Regions from separate parts of the Homo sapiens genome. Here region 1 is linked to region 2. Evidence: chromatin loops called from intact Hi-C (ENCODE). Cell type or tissue: CD4-positive, alpha-beta T cell. All regions are shown on one strand.

Region 1 (8,000 bases), 120 kb after region 2:
CATCTAGAATGTCAGCTCCCTGAGGGCAGGGACCATCCTTCTTTTGCCCAGTCTTATATCCTGATTGTGTCACAGGTCAGTGCGTGGCATATCATAGACACTCAGCATGTTTATTAGATGATGTAGTTCGTTGTTTTGAGGCTGTTCTTTAAACGCATCTCCCCCGGGAGGGTAGAAAGTGTTGCTCACTCTTTAATGATGCATTTTGGTAGCATTTACTTGGAGGCCCTACTGTGTTTCTGGTGTTTGTGCCACGGACATAGGGCAGGGAGAAAAGGAAGGTTCATTCCCCTTCCCTTGTGCTCAGAGGCTTCAGCTGTGGCAAACGCACACACACTCGACTCGCCGTTCTCTAGTGTGGTGGGTGCTCTGGTGCAGCAGGCCAGCCCCCCGATAGCAAGGTTGACAGCTGAGGAGAGAGGCGGGCCTCCTGACTGAAACTGAGAATGAGAGGTTTTGGAAGTTTTGCATTTAGGTGCTTGTGTTCACCAGTCGCAATTTGATTCCTTATTCAATTACCAGAAAATATGTGCTGGTTAATTTAAAAAATGCATTCCCTGTAAGGAGATCCCCCCGCCCCCAACCACCGAATCCTGCTTCTGGTCTCATCCCTGCCACCTTCTCCCTTACACCCTGTACTGCATTCTGGTTGCCATTCCTCAGATACACCAATCTCACTGATTGACATTTGCCACTCCCTCTGTCTGGAATGTTCACCCCCAGATACCCACATGGCCCCATCCCTCACCTCAGTGAGTCTCCATTCTCATGCAACTGTATCAGAGGCCTTTTCTAACTATTATATGGAAGGTGTTGCCCTCTCCCCACCTCTCTCCTTCTCTGTCAGGTGAACTGTCTTCTCCTGAGCACTGTTGTTGCCTGAACTGTGTATTTTATACATGCATCTTGTTGTATATCTTGTTCATTTGTTGCCTTTCTCCCCCACTGGGATGTAAGTCACATGAGAGCCAAAGCTCGGTTTTGTTTCTGCCAGATCTCCAGTGCTTAGAAAAAGTGCCTGGCTCGGCTGGGCGCAGTGGCTCACGCCTGTAATCCTAGCACTTTGGGAGGCCAAGGTGGGCGGATCACTTGAGGTCAGGAGTTCAAGACCAGGCCAGCCAACATAGTGAGACCCCGTCTCTACTAAAAATACAAAAGTTAGCTGGGCGTGGTGGCAGGCGCCTGTAATCTCAGCAACTCAGGAGGCTGAGGCGTGAGAATCACTTGAACCTGGGAGGCGGAGGTTGCAGTGTGCTGAGATTGCGCCACGGCACTGCAGCGTGGGTGACAGAGCAAGACTCCATCTCAAAAAGAAAAGAAAAGTGCCTGGCTCATATTAGACAATAAATGTTTGTTAAAGGAATGAGTCAGTTCCTGGACATCCTAGTAGAAGAGAGCCAAGTCAGTCTGTGCCTTCCGGTCTGTGCCTGTTACCACCCTGGTAAAAGCAGCCATGCCGCAGAAAGTCACTTCAGGTGCTCTGATGCTGCCAGTACCGGTGTCATCTGCCTTGAGACCTTGAGGGCCAAACAAGAGACGGGGCAATAGTTGTGGGGTCTGCAGAAGAAGGCAAGTTTCTCTAGAGTTGGAGTTACTGGGGATGGTGCTGTTGAAGCAAGTGGATATTGAGCTAGGACTTGCCACTAGGGTAAGGTGTGATGGGCATTAAAGAGGATGGTTTTTGTCAGGCGTGCAGAATGAGGAAAATGTAAAAGCTAGAACTGTACTATGAATGGCTTTGAATGCCAATTACAGATGCTTCAAGCTCTTAGCTTTCCCTTTGCATGGTCTCGGACCATTGGAGGGTTCAGTTCTGGGATGTAGCCGGTTCCTAGGGATCTCAGCATCGTTGCTTTTTGGTGTTCTGAACTTGCATGCGGGGCAGTCTTGTTATGCCTCAGCTTAAGTGAATATTGTGAATATTGGGTATTTTCTTTTTTTGTTTTTCTTTCTTTTTTTTGAGACCGAGTCTCGCTTTGTCTCCCAGGCTGGAGTGCAGTGGCGCGATCTCAGCTCACTGCAACTTCTGCCTCCCAGGTTCAAATGACTCTCCTGCCTCAGCCTCCCAAGCAGCTGGGTAGCCCGCCACCATGCCCAGCTAATTTTTTTGTATTTTTAGTAGAGATGGGGTTTCGCCATGTTGGCTAGGCTGATCTCAAACTCCTGACCTCATGATTTGCCCGCCTCAGCCTCCGAAAGTGCTGGGATTACAGGCATGAGCAACTGTGCCCGGCCGAATATTGGGTATTTTCTATTCAGGTACAAGTCACTTCTACTTTTCTCTACTATTATTGTAAAAAATTAAGAAGAAAACACTGTTGTATTCGCTCTTCACCTGAGAGGTTCTCAAGAGTAGTTTGGCTTTTTACCATTCAGGATTTATTCTAGATTATGGTGTTTGCACTTGCTTTATCTTTTGCCTGCCTGCACAGTACCTCCCACACATTCGTCCCCTGCAGAGGCAATATTAAACCCCCAGCTCCCCTAGACAATGCTTCGTAACCTTTTCAGGTCAAGACACACAGAGAAAAGATTAGTACAGCACACTGGGGTAAGTAGATGAGGTTGGACTGGGCTAGCAGCAGTCCCAGGCTGGGCTGTAAGGAGTTTGAGGGGCTTTGTATTCCATATGTACCTGGAAGCTGGGTGCACCTATAAACTATTCTTGGCACAAAGTTAGGGAATTGGAGGTGCCCATAGTATTGCTTTGGAAGCCATAGTAGAGACTCAGTAAATACTTAACTGAATTTGTTGAATGAATTAAATAATTTGAAAGTGATGAGTTTTACATCTGGCTGTATATTTAGAGATGAGAGAAAATATGAATGATTTCTCTTGCCCTTCATACTTAGAAGCAATTGATGATCAAGTAGGACCCACCTAGTCACCTGGCATTTGCATTTGTTGCTGTATGGGAGGGTTTTTTATTGTTGTTGTTTGTTTTGGAGACAGGGTCTCACTCTGTTGCCCACACTGGAGTGCAGTGGCATGATTATGACTCACTGCAGCCTCAGCTTCCTGGGCTCAGGTGATGGGAGGTTTGATTTTTGAGACATAAATCAGGTAATAATGTTTTCAAGTGTAGGTATAAACAAGAATTTAGAGCAGTTTCTCAACCCTAGCTACATGTTAGAACCACTTGGAGGGACTTCTGAAAATCCCTGGAGATTTCTATGTAATTGACCTGGGGTACTGCCTGAGCAATAGTTTTGTGTTTGTTGTTTATATTTTCTTTTGTTTTTGGAAACAATCTCGAACTTACAGAGTTTGAATCTGTATGATTTTAAAAAGCCTCTTTTTCCCCTGAGTCATTTGAGAATTAACTGCTGATCCAATGCTGTCACCTGTAGCCCTTTCACCAATACTATAGTCTGTTTCTAACAAAAAGAACATTCTGGTGTAAAACCACAATATAACCATCAAAGGGAAAAAATTAACACACCGATTCATGACCACCACTTACTCTTCAGCTCCATTCAAGGTGTGAGATTTGCCGCACATTGCATTTGGTTGTTAGGTCTTTGCAGTCTCCTTTCATTTGGAACAATTCCTCAATCTTTCCTTGACTGTCACAGCCTTAAAACTTTTGAAGATTGCAGGCCAGTATATTTTGTAGAATGCCTCTGAATGTGGAGTTGTCTGATGGTTCCTTTGATGGTATTCAGGTTAAACACATTTAAAAGGACTCATAGAATCAATGCTGTGTTCTTCTTACAGCATCCTGTCATGTAACTCACAGTTTGAATTTGTCCCATAGCTGATGATGTTCACATGGATTACTTGATTAAGGTGGTATCTTGACAGGCTTCTCCTTGACGTAATTACTCTTCTCAACCCTTTATGACAAGTATTTTATGGGGAGGTGTTTTGAAACTATGTGACTATTCCATTCCTCATTTCAATTTATTCATTTGCTTATTTCTCTCTGTATGAACTTGTGTTTTCCTATTTTATACAATGGCTTATAGTCTCTTACTATAATTACTTATTTTGATGTTGATGTTGTTCCAGATTTAGCTTGTAGGAGCACTTCAAACTGTCGTCTGTGGTCATTTGACGGATCCCATCATTCTTTGAGCACTCTTTTGCTTCTTGGCAAATGTACATTCCAGGTTCATCTTGTACTTTCCTTATGCTACCCCCAGAATTAGCTCTTGTTCCAGAGAACTCTGGTTTTATTTAGTGAAGAATAGAAGCCACAAAACTGGGTGCTAAGTGTGTTCATTGTTATTTGGATATTGCTTGTTCTCCAGCCCTCAGAGTGACAGAGCTAAGGGAATAAGAGTGTGTGTGTGTGTGTGTGTGTGTGTGTGTGCATGCGCACGTGCGTGTGTGAAGGAATATATACTCACATATGTACACAAACTTACAGCTAATATTTATTGTGTCTATATATATTGGAAACCATGAGTTCACGTCAATAACTAATTTAGATCCAACCCCACAGAGTTCATTTGAGTTTTCTCCATTTTCTTCCATTTGTGTAACTTATTTTCTCAACAGTGAGAAACATGGCTGTCATTATTCTTTTTTTTCTTTTCTTTTTTTTTTTGAGACGGAATTTCGCTCTTGTTGCCCAGGCTGGAGTGCAGTGGCACGATTTCGGCCCACCGCAACCTCCGCCTCCCAGGTTCAAGCGATTGTCCTGCCTCAGCCTCCTGAATAGCTGAGATTACAGGCATGTGCCACCACGCCCACCTAATTTTGTATTTTAAACCTCTGTGGGGTTTCTCCATGTTGGTCAGGCTGGTCTTGAACTCCTGACCTCAGGTGATCCACCCGCCTTGGCCTCCCAAAGTGCTGGAATTACAGGCGTGAGCCACCGCGCCCGTCCCTATTATTCTTAATATACTTAAATAGTCCATCAGTCTCCTGTATGTAACCCATCTCCATCACCACCCCCATGGACGCCTTCTCCACATAGATGTCCATTGCTCTTTGCTTGGGCTCTCACTCAGAACAGGGATTTATTTTATTTTATTTTACTTTTTGGAGACAGAGTCTCGCTCTGTCACCCAGGCTGGAGTGCAGTGGCGTAATCTTGGCTAACTGCAACTTCTGCCTCTGGGTTCAAGCAATTCTCCTGCCTCAGCCTCTCGAGTAGCTGAGACTACAGGCGTGTGCCACCACGCCCAGCTAATTTTTTTGTATTTTTAGTAGAGATGGGGTTTCACTGTGTTAGCCAGGATGGTCTAGATCTCCTGCCCTCGCAATCCACCCGTCTCGGCCTCCCAAAGTGCTGGGATTACAGGCGTGAGCCACCGCAACCGGCCTGGATTTTTTTAAAGCTCCCCAAATGGTGCTAATGTGCAGCCTAGATAGAGAACAGTACTGAATTAGAAAAAAGGTGAGACTCACACTATTTGATTTATTGTTATAAATTTTTGATTTAAAAGTGGCAGGTTTTTAAGCCAGATTTGGCAAAGTAGATTCTTCCTAAGGAAGTGAAATTTAAAAAGAAGACTAACTCCTACCAAAACAAAACAAAACAAAAAACAGGGTGAAAGTATAGCTTGTCACCTGCAAAGCTTTGAAATATATCTGTTTTAGAAATGAATTTACTTCTATTGAGCATGAATTTCAATCTATTTCCCTTAATTGCCTGTTTATAGGGACAATATTTGAAAAGGTTTGTTTTTGAAGAACGTGTTTGATTAAAACTTACCCCTTTTTTTACATTTTATTTTATTAATTTATTATTCATTCATTTATTTATTTTGCTCTTGTTGCCCAGGCTGGAGTACAATGGTGTGATCTTGGTTGACTACAACCTCCGCCTCCCAGGTTCAAGCGATTTTCCCGCCTCCGCCTCCCAAGTAGCTGGGATTACAGGTGCATGCCACCACGCCCAGCTAATTTGTGTGTTTTTAGTAGAGATGGGGTTTCACCATGTCGGCCAGGCCAGTCTCGAGCTCCTGACCTCAGGTGATCCACCCACCTTGGCCTCCCAAAGTGCTGGGATTACAGGTGTGAGTCACTGCGCCCAGCTAACATTGCATTTTTTAAAGTAAACTTTTAATTTTAGAATAATTTTAGATTTAGAAAAAAATGACAACCTAATACCTTTTTTTTTTTTGTAAACACCAAATCTTTAAACAGGAAATACTCAGGCTGTGGTTGCTACTTTCCTGTAGTTGGTTTCACTGTAAAATGTGGAAGCCAAGTTACAGCAACATGGGCATGAGGAACCCCATCCACTCCTTCCACTTGCAGCCAGAGGAAGCAAAAGGCTTTAAGAGCCAAATATAACAGGATCTGTGGCCAGCCTGCCTGAGATGATCAACATCCATCTTACCAGTGTTTGTAAATCCATTTTCTTAAAGGAGGGCACTGCTGCTGCAGGTGGATTTTCTCCGCGTGTTTCACACCTAGACAGAGGCACACAGTCTGACTCCAAAGAAATCCAGCATAAGACCTAAGGAAATTTCAGTAAAATCTCCTCCTTGGTTGTGTGGATTTTGCATATTAGGCTTTTATATCTTTATACCCAGAGGTGCAGAAGGAGAAAGGCTAATATTTGAATGCAGACAAAGTCAGTGACAACATGTAGGTAAAAAAGTTTTTTAAGTCTTTTTTTTTTTTTCTATAAATAAGACATTATGTATTCACGAGAGCCCACCTCAGTTTTCATCCATGGTTCCTTTTGTATAGTTTCAGTATGTTAAACTAGATCTCCGCTTCCCAAACTTGAGTCCTTCGGGAACCATCTTTATGATTTTGCCATGTTTGCAAACCTGTTATTCACTTAAGCTTTAATTTGACTCACTTGTAACTCAGCCTTATGCTAGGTGATATCTGTGAAACCATGGATTTGTTATCTGTTCGGTATTCTGAGGCCCTGGGAACTAGATCTTTAAGTCTCCTTCCAGCGATGAAATTCCATAAGCATAGAGTCTGGGGTTTCCCACTGTGAGCTTTGAAGTTACTGCAGTTGGTTGAGTGTATGTTTTTTCCCAGTTGATACATAGAGTGAAAGTTGACAGCATTCCAATAAATGTTACTTTTCAAATGTGTGCTGTAAATTAGAGTCTCTTAATTTCTTCAGATTCAGCACATTTCTCCAACTAGAATGTTTATGATTGTATACCATTTTTATTCTAATTCAGTGGAGCAAAACCTGGTTGTCTTAATTCATGTGTACGGGAAGATACAGTAGTGAATTCACCCAATAGGACATACATTTATTTATTTATTTATTTATTTATTTATTTTTGAGGCGGAGTCTGGCTCTGTTGACTGGGCTGGAGTGCAGTGGCACTATCTTGGCTCACTCCAACCTCCTCTTCCCGGGTTCCAGTGATTCTCCTGCCTCAGCCTCCCGAGTAGCTGGGACTACAGGAGCATGCCACCATGCCCGGCTAATTTTTGTATTTTTAGTAGAGACGGGGTTTCACTATGTTGACCAGGCTGGTCTCGAACTCCTGACCTCAAGTGATCTGTCTGCCTCAGCCTCCCAGAGTGCTGGGATTACAGGCGTAAGCTACCACGCCTATCCTGGAATACATTGATTTATAGGACACTCAGTGCCTGCCTTAAAAATAGAAAATAGAAATAGAAATAGAAAATATATAAAACAAATAGAAAATATATAAAACATATAGTATTAATACATATAGAGAAAAAATTTAGAATACAGAACATAGAGCTTTATGTTCACCACTCTGAAGATGAAATGGGAAAACACCTAATTTATGATAAATACATATGTACCATAATTGAGTTAATATATTCTGCATTATCTGTGAGGAATACTGCCCAGAAGCCATCTGGATATTGTCGTATTCAAATCAGGTCCTTTGCTGAGTGGAAATTAATCGTGTGTGTGTGTGTGTGTGTTTGTGTGTGTATTCTTTTAGGTAGATATTATAAAAGCTTACCTTAATAGGCTTCTTTGAAACGAAACTTAATGTCATGTTTTACAAAAGAGGTGACAAACCAAGATGTGGGAATAATTAAATGTGAGTTTTATGGATCCTTTTGATTTAAATGAAATACTGTGT
Region 2 (8,000 bases):
CCATCTGTTTCTAGCAGATCTACCTCCACCTGTGCTCCTTTTGAGACAAGGTCTGGCTCTGTTGCCCAGACTGGAGTGCAGTGGTGTGATCTAGGCTCACCGCATCCCCTGCCTCCTAGGCTCAAGCCATCCTCCCACCTCAGCCTCCTGAGTAGGTGGGACTACAGGTGCATACTACAATGCTGGGCTAATTTTTTTGTGTTTTTTGTAGAGATGGGGTTTCACCAGGTTGCCCAGGCTAGTCTTGAACTCGTGAGCTCAATCAATCTGCCCACCTCTGCCTCCCAAAGTGCCAGGATTACAGGTGTAAGCCACCACACGTGGCCTCCTTAAACTTTTGATATTATTATTTGTGTTACTTAATTAACTAGATATCTTCTTGTCCGCTTGGGCTGGGTGCCCTGCTCACAGAGCTGGATGGGTGGTACCCTCCTGTCTGCCACCAAGTCTCCTGGCATCCCCCCTTGCTTCCTGGGAAGACCTTCCAGGCCTCCTTGCTGGTGTTGTGCTCCTCCCTCACATCTGCTGCCTCACTTAAGACATCTCTTCTGGACATCTTGCTTGAAGTTAGGCCAGTTGCCAACAATGTAGGCAGACAGGGTTTTCAGAGTTATTTGCGACTCAATTAAAAGTTTATAGTGTATTCTTAATAATCTGTATCCCAAGAATTATGCTGGATATCAAACTGATAGGAGTGGTGAGTCCTGGGAAGACTGGAATGGAAGGAGAGGGGACATTGGTTAAGAGCCTCTCTATACTGCTTGAATTTTTAAAATGAGAATTTAAATGTAAAATAATTGTGCTGAATAGTCAAGTTTGAAAATTAAAACCCTGCCATACTCAGAGGTGATACTAGTAAGATACCAGCAAAATAAATATAGTTTGTTGAATATGTATTTCTTTCAACTTGCCATATTCTCTAGGAAAGATTTAGTTCTAATTAAATCCTGTGAGTTTAGTTAGGTACTTGGCTTTGGAAGAATTCTTTATTTTTATTTTCATTTTTTTGAGACTGGGTCTTACTGTGTCATCCAAGCTGGAGTGCAGTGGTGTAATCATGGTTCACTGCAGCCTTGACCTCCCAGACTCAAGCAATTCTCCTGCCTTAGCCTCTTTAGTAGCTGAGACTACAGGCACATGCCACCATGCCCCGTTAATTTTTTACATTTTTTTGTAGAGATAGGGTCTTCCTGTGTTGCTCAGGCTGATCTCGAACTCCTGAGCTTAACTGATCCTCCTGCCTCGGCCTCTCAAAGTGAAGTGCTAGGATTATAGGAGTGAGCCACCACGCCCGGCCTAGAGGAATTCTTGCAGCCGGCTTGCAGTTTAGCAGGACCTGGGGATTGATTTAACCCAAGATCCACTGAACATTCCCACCCCTTCTATGAATTCCAAGACTAGTTTGGCTGCTCTGAAAGAGAAGAGAGAAAACTGGAGTGGTTCACAGTTTTACTGCTGCAGCTGTACCTGATCAGATGGTAGGATTACCGTGTAGTTCTGAGCATTTCAAAGCAGTTGTGGAGGAATTTGCCGCTATTTATACCTTGGAAGGAAAATAGTGCTGTAGGTAACTTCAACTAGATAATTTCAAATGTTGATTTTATAATTAATTTTTATGTTTATTTTGAATACGTGTGTACCTGATACAGAGGTTCACAGCCTGGCAGAGAAAGTAATGCAGCTGTTCTGTAAAACCTGGATTCAAGAGTACTTGGAAAACTGCTCAGTTTCCCTAGCCTACCTGTCCTCTACCTTAATTCTTTTTTTCCCCTCCCTTCTGAATACAGGCAGTGTCTGAGACTCACTGCCAAGCAGGCTAGGGACTGAGTGACATGGTCTCTTTCTAGCCTTGTCTGTTAAGGAGACATGTAATGAACAACTTTACAGGGTTGGCACACTATTTGGACTAATGATAGATCCAGAGAAGAGGCTGTGTTTTAACCTAAGCGGGAAACTTTAATCAGAATAGGGAACTAAAAATTAGTGTTATTCTCTTGATAGTCTCTGCGGTTGACAAAAAATTAATGAATCCAGTCGTCCTCTGAAGTGCTGAGGGTCAGACATAACCACGTAGCCTCGAGTTCTCTGTAAGGGCCAGACCCATCTTGGAGGTTGCAGCTAACTTCAATTTTTACCAATGCATTTAATTAGGGGACCCATCCACATTCAAGTACTGAATTGCTGGGATCCCATTGGGATTCAGTTCAGCTTATGTTTATTGGACTCTACCCAATACCAAATTCAAAGGTGTGTCAGACATGGTCCTTGCTATCAAGGAGCTCCTGCTGAGTGAAGAAAATGGACCCGTGGATATTACCAATATAATGTGTATCTCGGAGGAGGAACACTTTGTCCAACCAGGGAGGATACAGAAAATTTCTAGGAGATAACACCTAAAGGAAAAGGGGAAGGGAATAGGCAGAGGGCTCTCAGACATTAATGTGTGTGTTGTGAGTAAGGAAACTGTGCAGTCATGAAGTGATAATGGGTCTGGAGAGGCCTTGGATTTTACCCTAAAGGTAGTTATTGACTGAATTTAGGTGGCGAGATACCCAGAGGTCAAATTTGCTCTTCAGCAAGAAAGACTGCTGTGATACAGTGTACAGTAGGGAGATAGGGAGACAAGTCAAAATATTTCTAATTCTCATCACAGTTCCATCTGAGATGTATTGATTCAAACACTATTAAATAAAGTAAGTCAAATAGAGGGGACGACAGATAGCAGGGCAGTGAGGTGCTTTCAGATTCCCTGCAGCACCATCTCAGCACTGTGCTCTAACGTGGGGCTGAAGCCCTGACTTACAATCTCTAGCTGTGGGGAATGGAGCACGCTGTCTTGGACAGAAGTATTGGGTTGACTGTGAAACTAAGGGGCCAACTTCCAAATAGTGCCAGCTTTCTGACAGCGGTGTAGATGCTGGTCCCAGATGAGCCTCTGCTGGGCTCGCCATTGCTTTGAGCACCTACACACACATAGGTAGCTCCAACCTTGAGGAGCATTCCTTCTGCGTTTGTTTGTTCATTGTAAAATGAAGTTGCTGGCCATTTAATATATATTCCTATATCTCTGTATTCAAATACATGAATATATATTTCAGAGAGAGATTCCATCATGGAATAAATAAAATATTTACTGCATTTACTAGCAACTTGCTATGAATTGATTTTGAAGAGACTGTTCCAGCCATTATGGGGGAATGGATTGGGGAGGAGCAAGAGTAGGAACAGAGAACCAGCGAAATGGCCCCAACAAGCAAGAAGGACAGCAGTGAAAATGAAGAATTATGGGTAGATCTGAGAAACAGATTTTGAAAGAGGAAATGATAGGACTTGCTGATGGGCTGATATGAGGGGTTGGGTGAGAAATTCATGACGGATGTCAGGGTCTGACCTAAACACCTGGGTAGGGGGTGATGCCCTTGATTGTACAAAGCCTTAATATTAATAACCACTTGCCTTTATTGAGCATGTGTTTGGTATCCTGCCCTGTACTAAGAGTTTTACACATACTTCATTTAAACTTCAAAAGAACCCTATGAAGAAGGTGTTGTTATTGTTCCCAGTGTTGGTTGAGGAAGCTGAGCTCTGAGGGGTTGGGCTGCGGGCCTAGAAACAATAGCTGGTGAAAGGAGGAGCTGGATTTCCACAAGTCTGCCTGTGCCACTGTTTCATGTGGCATCTTGCTATGAGCATACAGTTCATAGTGATTTTTTTCTCTTTTCAGGGTTGTGGTTTTTTGCACTGAATGTAACCTAGACTCATCTTCACGGGCTTGTGTTGCCCCAGGTACTGTCAAAGGTAAGTTTTTAAAATATATATCTACCATGTATTGGCAATAGTCTTCTTAAAAAGAAGAAAAGTACTTTTTCAAAAACATTGTTGCCCTTTTACCAAGTTCTTACAGAAAGATATTTTTAAGGTGACCATCATACCAGCCCCTTGCTTTCCTACTATATGGTAGGTGCCTTTTAAAAGCACTGGTATTTAGATGGATACTGACATTTGGTGCCTCATGCTAGAAAGCTACAACTTAGTTATTAGGATTATGTGAATTTTATGTGAGTGTTCCCCTAGCGTCTCTGTCTCTCACCTTTCCCTGCTGCGGTCTGTAGTCCACATTACTGCCAGGGTTCACTTTCTGAATGATAGATTTACTCAGGTCATGCCTTTGCTTAAACAGCCCTCATGGCATCCAGTTGCTGCAGATGTTGTCCCACAGATCCCTTCAAACCTAATTCCAGTCAACATTTCTGGTTGCTTTTTTAGTGAATCCTTATCTGTAAGCCTTAATGGACCATTTTCTTTTCCCTAGATATATATATAGTATTTTTTCGTGGCTTTGTGCCTTGGTTGATGCTTTTCTCTTTTTAGAGCTTGGAAGCAGGGAGAAGAATGTGACTATCTACTCTTCTTGTTGTATTTTTCCTGTTATCTTCTTCTCCCAAACTCCCTTGGCAGAATTTCTTTTTCATCTGTATTCTAAGAGCACCTGTTGTTATTACAGTAATAAATTATTCAATATTTTATATTAAAGTTGTTTATTTGTATCTGTCTCCTTTACTAATATATAAACCCTTTGAGACTGCTTGGAAAGGAGCTAACCTATTTTCAATGCCTAAAAGAGGCCCCCACAAGCAAGAAAGGATGACAGCAGTGAAAATGAAGAATTGTGGGTGGATCTGAGAAACAAATTTTGAAAGCAAAAATGATAGGACTTGCTAATATGAGGGGTCCAGGGTAGGATTGCTAATATGAGCTAATATGAGGGGTCCAGGGTAGGATGATAAATTGATGATGAATTTCTCCCCAACCCTTTGCTAGGCTTATGTGCCTAGTGTATGCACCTTGTCTCTATAGAGACAGCCACTTACCTGAAGACAGTAGCCATAACCATAGCCACTGCTAAGGTCAAAATACTGTGTGGCCTATGGTTTTTGAACCTCCAGTTCAGCCTCAGTAGTATAGAGAAATAAGATAAAATGCTCTTAGACACCTTGCTAAGAGTTCTACACACATTGTTTAATTTAGTCTTTATAACACCTTTTCCTGCACAGCTTTATGGATGAAAATATCAGGATTAGAAAGTTAAATAACTTGCCCAAGACCACACAGCTAATAACTGACAAAGAAGAACGGTTCTACATTTTCAAAGCCACAGCTCATTCCAGCATAACACAGTATCCCAGCACCATCTGGCATGTGATAGAGGCACAGTAAATGTTTATTGAATTGATATCTATTGCATTTTAAAGAAAAAGCACTGTCATTGATTAATTCAGTCATTCTTACATAGAAATTTATTGAATACATATTAAATGCCAGGTACACAGTTTTGAGTAGACTGAATACAGAGATTAACAAGATATAGCGTCTGGTATCAAGGGGTTGACAGTCTAATCCTTATCACATAGAGGAATCTATGTGAGTAAATAAATCCAATAAAGTGTTACAGATCCCATAATAGAATTCAAACAAGATCCACTGGAGGCACTGAGGAAGGAATCATTATTTCTGCCTAGAGATGGATCAGGAAATAGTTCATAAAAGCTGAGCCTTGATTGGAAAGTAGGGTCTCCCCTTGTGGCACCAGAGGAGGGAAAGGCAGAGGGAGTGATAGCAACAAAAACATGGAAACCTGAAACAGTCTGCCATATTGGCAAAGCTGTAAGATGTTCATTACGGCTGGAACAAATGGAACAGAGACCAGGCAGACGAGGCTGGAGAGACAGGCAAGGGCTGGATCCTGGAGGGCTCTTGAAAATATTAACATATTTGGCAATTTTCCTGGAAGAACTTGCACAGGTACTGTAGGACATTACTTGTATTTAGTTCTTAACATTTGCTGAGTCCTGTCATGTGTGTAGCAAGCACTGTGCCAGGTCAAGACTATCCACCACCTACCACAGGTCACAGACTGGTGACTGCTCCAAGTTGAAGTGATGTGCAAAAACAGAAATTAAACACTTGTGTCGGTCGGACACGGTGGCTCACGCCTATAGTCCCAGCACTTTGGGAGGCCTAGGCGGGCGGATCACTTGAGGTCAGGAGTTCCAGACCAGCCTGGCCAACATGGTGAAACCCTGTCTCTACTAAAAATACAAAAATTAGCCAGGCGTGGTGGCACGTGCCTGTAGTCCCAGCTACTTGGGAGGCTGAGGCAGGAGAATCGCTTGAACCTGGGAGGCAGAGGTTGCAGTGAGCTGATATTGCACCACTGCACTCCAACCTGGGCAACAGAGCAGGACTCTGTCTCTAAATACATACATAGATAACATACATACATACATGCATACGTAAACACTTGTGTGTTGTCTCATCATCTCATGAGGGGACATGACTTGTCACTTTGGCATGACTTGTTCACCCCTCTAGTTTTCATGTAAGTGGGCTTTGCCCTGACTTTTTTGTGACTCTGTTAGCACTGATACATTAGACTTTGTCACTTCTTACATGGAACCCTTAGTTAACCGCACACTTCTGCATTGCCTACCTTACTTACCTTCTGTTTTGTCAAAAGGAAAGTAAAGTTGCCCTAGACACAACCATAAGCCATGCCTTCAAACAAGAATGTTATCAAGGTTTGTTCAAGAAACATTGAAAACTAAGGACAGCTCCAAAACAACAAAAAATGAGAGCAAGTGAAATAAAGGACAAAGATAAAAATGGGTATCAATATGACATTTAGTAAGTGGGCACATTACATGGTTTTAATCAGGAAAGATTTTTAGAAATAAAAATTGACTGGAGGCCAGGAACTGTGGCTCACACCTAAATCCCAGCATTTTGGGAGGCCTAGGCAGGTGGATTGCTTGAGCTCACAAGTTCAGGACTAGCCTGGGCAACATAGTGAAATCCCAACTCTACCATAAATACAAAAATTAGCTGGGCATGGTGATGTGTACCTGTAGTTCCAGCTACTTGGGAAGCCCAGTGAGGCTGAGGCTACATTGAGCCGTGATCATGCCACTGCACTTCAGCCTGGGTGACAGAGTGAGACCCTGTCTCAAAAAAAAAAAAAAAATACTGAATAGATATTAGAAGGGTAGAGATGTGGATTGGTGATGAGGGGAAGGGTTTTCCAGTAGGGTGTGGACTAGGATATACATAGAGAGAGATTAGCATGTTGTGTGCTGAGAATGGAAAGATTTGCCTGCGTGAATGCAGAATACAGGGTGCTTTGAGAGTAATTAGAAATGAGGTTAGTGAAAAGCTTAGGAAGTAAAAGTGTGTGATTAATGCTGTGGTAATGGAATAATTTGGAAGACAAGGCTGATATGGAAAACTGAACTTAATTCTGAGGAGGATACATGTCAGATATAAGTTGAGATCAAAGGGTATCCAATAAGTAATATTCTCTTCCCTGCTCAAGTTCTGAACCAACAGAGACTTAGCACAAAGGAGTAAGGCAGACAGGTGGAGATCAAAATTTCACGTTTATCATTCATAAAGTTGCCATAGGAGAACTGGCTTAAATCTAAGGGCAAGCAGATTTTTAATACTGAACTGCAGGACTTAACAGGTTTATTCGCCCACCACCACTAGTCTGGGATAGACCTGCCTTCTCGCCTGCCTCCTAGCCAACGAAAGGAGCAGAGCAGAACAGGTGTCCCCAAGGGAAAAGGGAGAGAAAAGGGCTGGACTATGCAAGCCTGGTTTCTTCTTCCAAACACACTCATCAGAGAAGTGACTTCACCCCTGACAGCCTGAGTCAGGGATACAAGGCCAGGAATATGAAAAATTGGATATTGTCCCATGTGGAAGGAAGCATCAGGAGCAGGGAAAAAAGTTTTCCTCCCCTAGCATTCCCTAGCTTTTGTTTCTTAGTACATTGTTCTTAACCAGTAAGTCTAGGTCAGCCAGGGTTATGCCAGTCTTCCTTCCTCCTTTCCCTCCTCCCTCCCTCCCTCCCTTCCGTCCTTCCTTCCTTCCTTGTATAGCCAGAAACCTCTTAATTTTCATTTTCCTTTTGAATCACCTATATAAACCTAGCACAAGCAATT

What was found. A loop is a pair of places that touch in the nucleus more often than their neighbours do. Peaks named below come from ENCODE experiments on the same cell type or tissue, not always from the same donor. Only the 100,000 strongest peaks of a DNase experiment are listed, where the experiment ranks them.
Region 1: it touches region 2 in a loop (2.4-fold over the local background); 3 of 110 quality-filtered maps call a loop at or near these places.

Annotation. Positions count from the first base shown.
Region 1 is chr22:40,237,896-40,245,895 of GRCh38, forward strand. All of the region lies in intron 1 of TNRC6B (trinucleotide repeat containing adaptor 6B), which reads left to right. Among named protein-coding and RNA genes, the nearest start is that of TNRC6B, 64 kb to the left of the region's middle. RefSeq lists an enhancer at 1-811. In CD4-positive, alpha-beta T cell, no CTCF peak of the experiment used is centred here; DNase peaks (open chromatin) are centred at 1,376, 2,986, 3,426 and 6,156; H3K4me3 peaks cover 465 bases; H3K27ac peaks cover 3,062 bases.
Region 2 is chr22:40,113,331-40,121,330 of GRCh38, forward strand. It overlaps a transcript of TNRC6B not described here. Among named protein-coding and RNA genes, the nearest start is that of TNRC6B, 61 kb to the right of the region's middle. In CD4-positive, alpha-beta T cell, no CTCF peak of the experiment used is centred here; a DNase peak (open chromatin) is centred at 3,641; H3K27ac peaks cover 3,968 bases.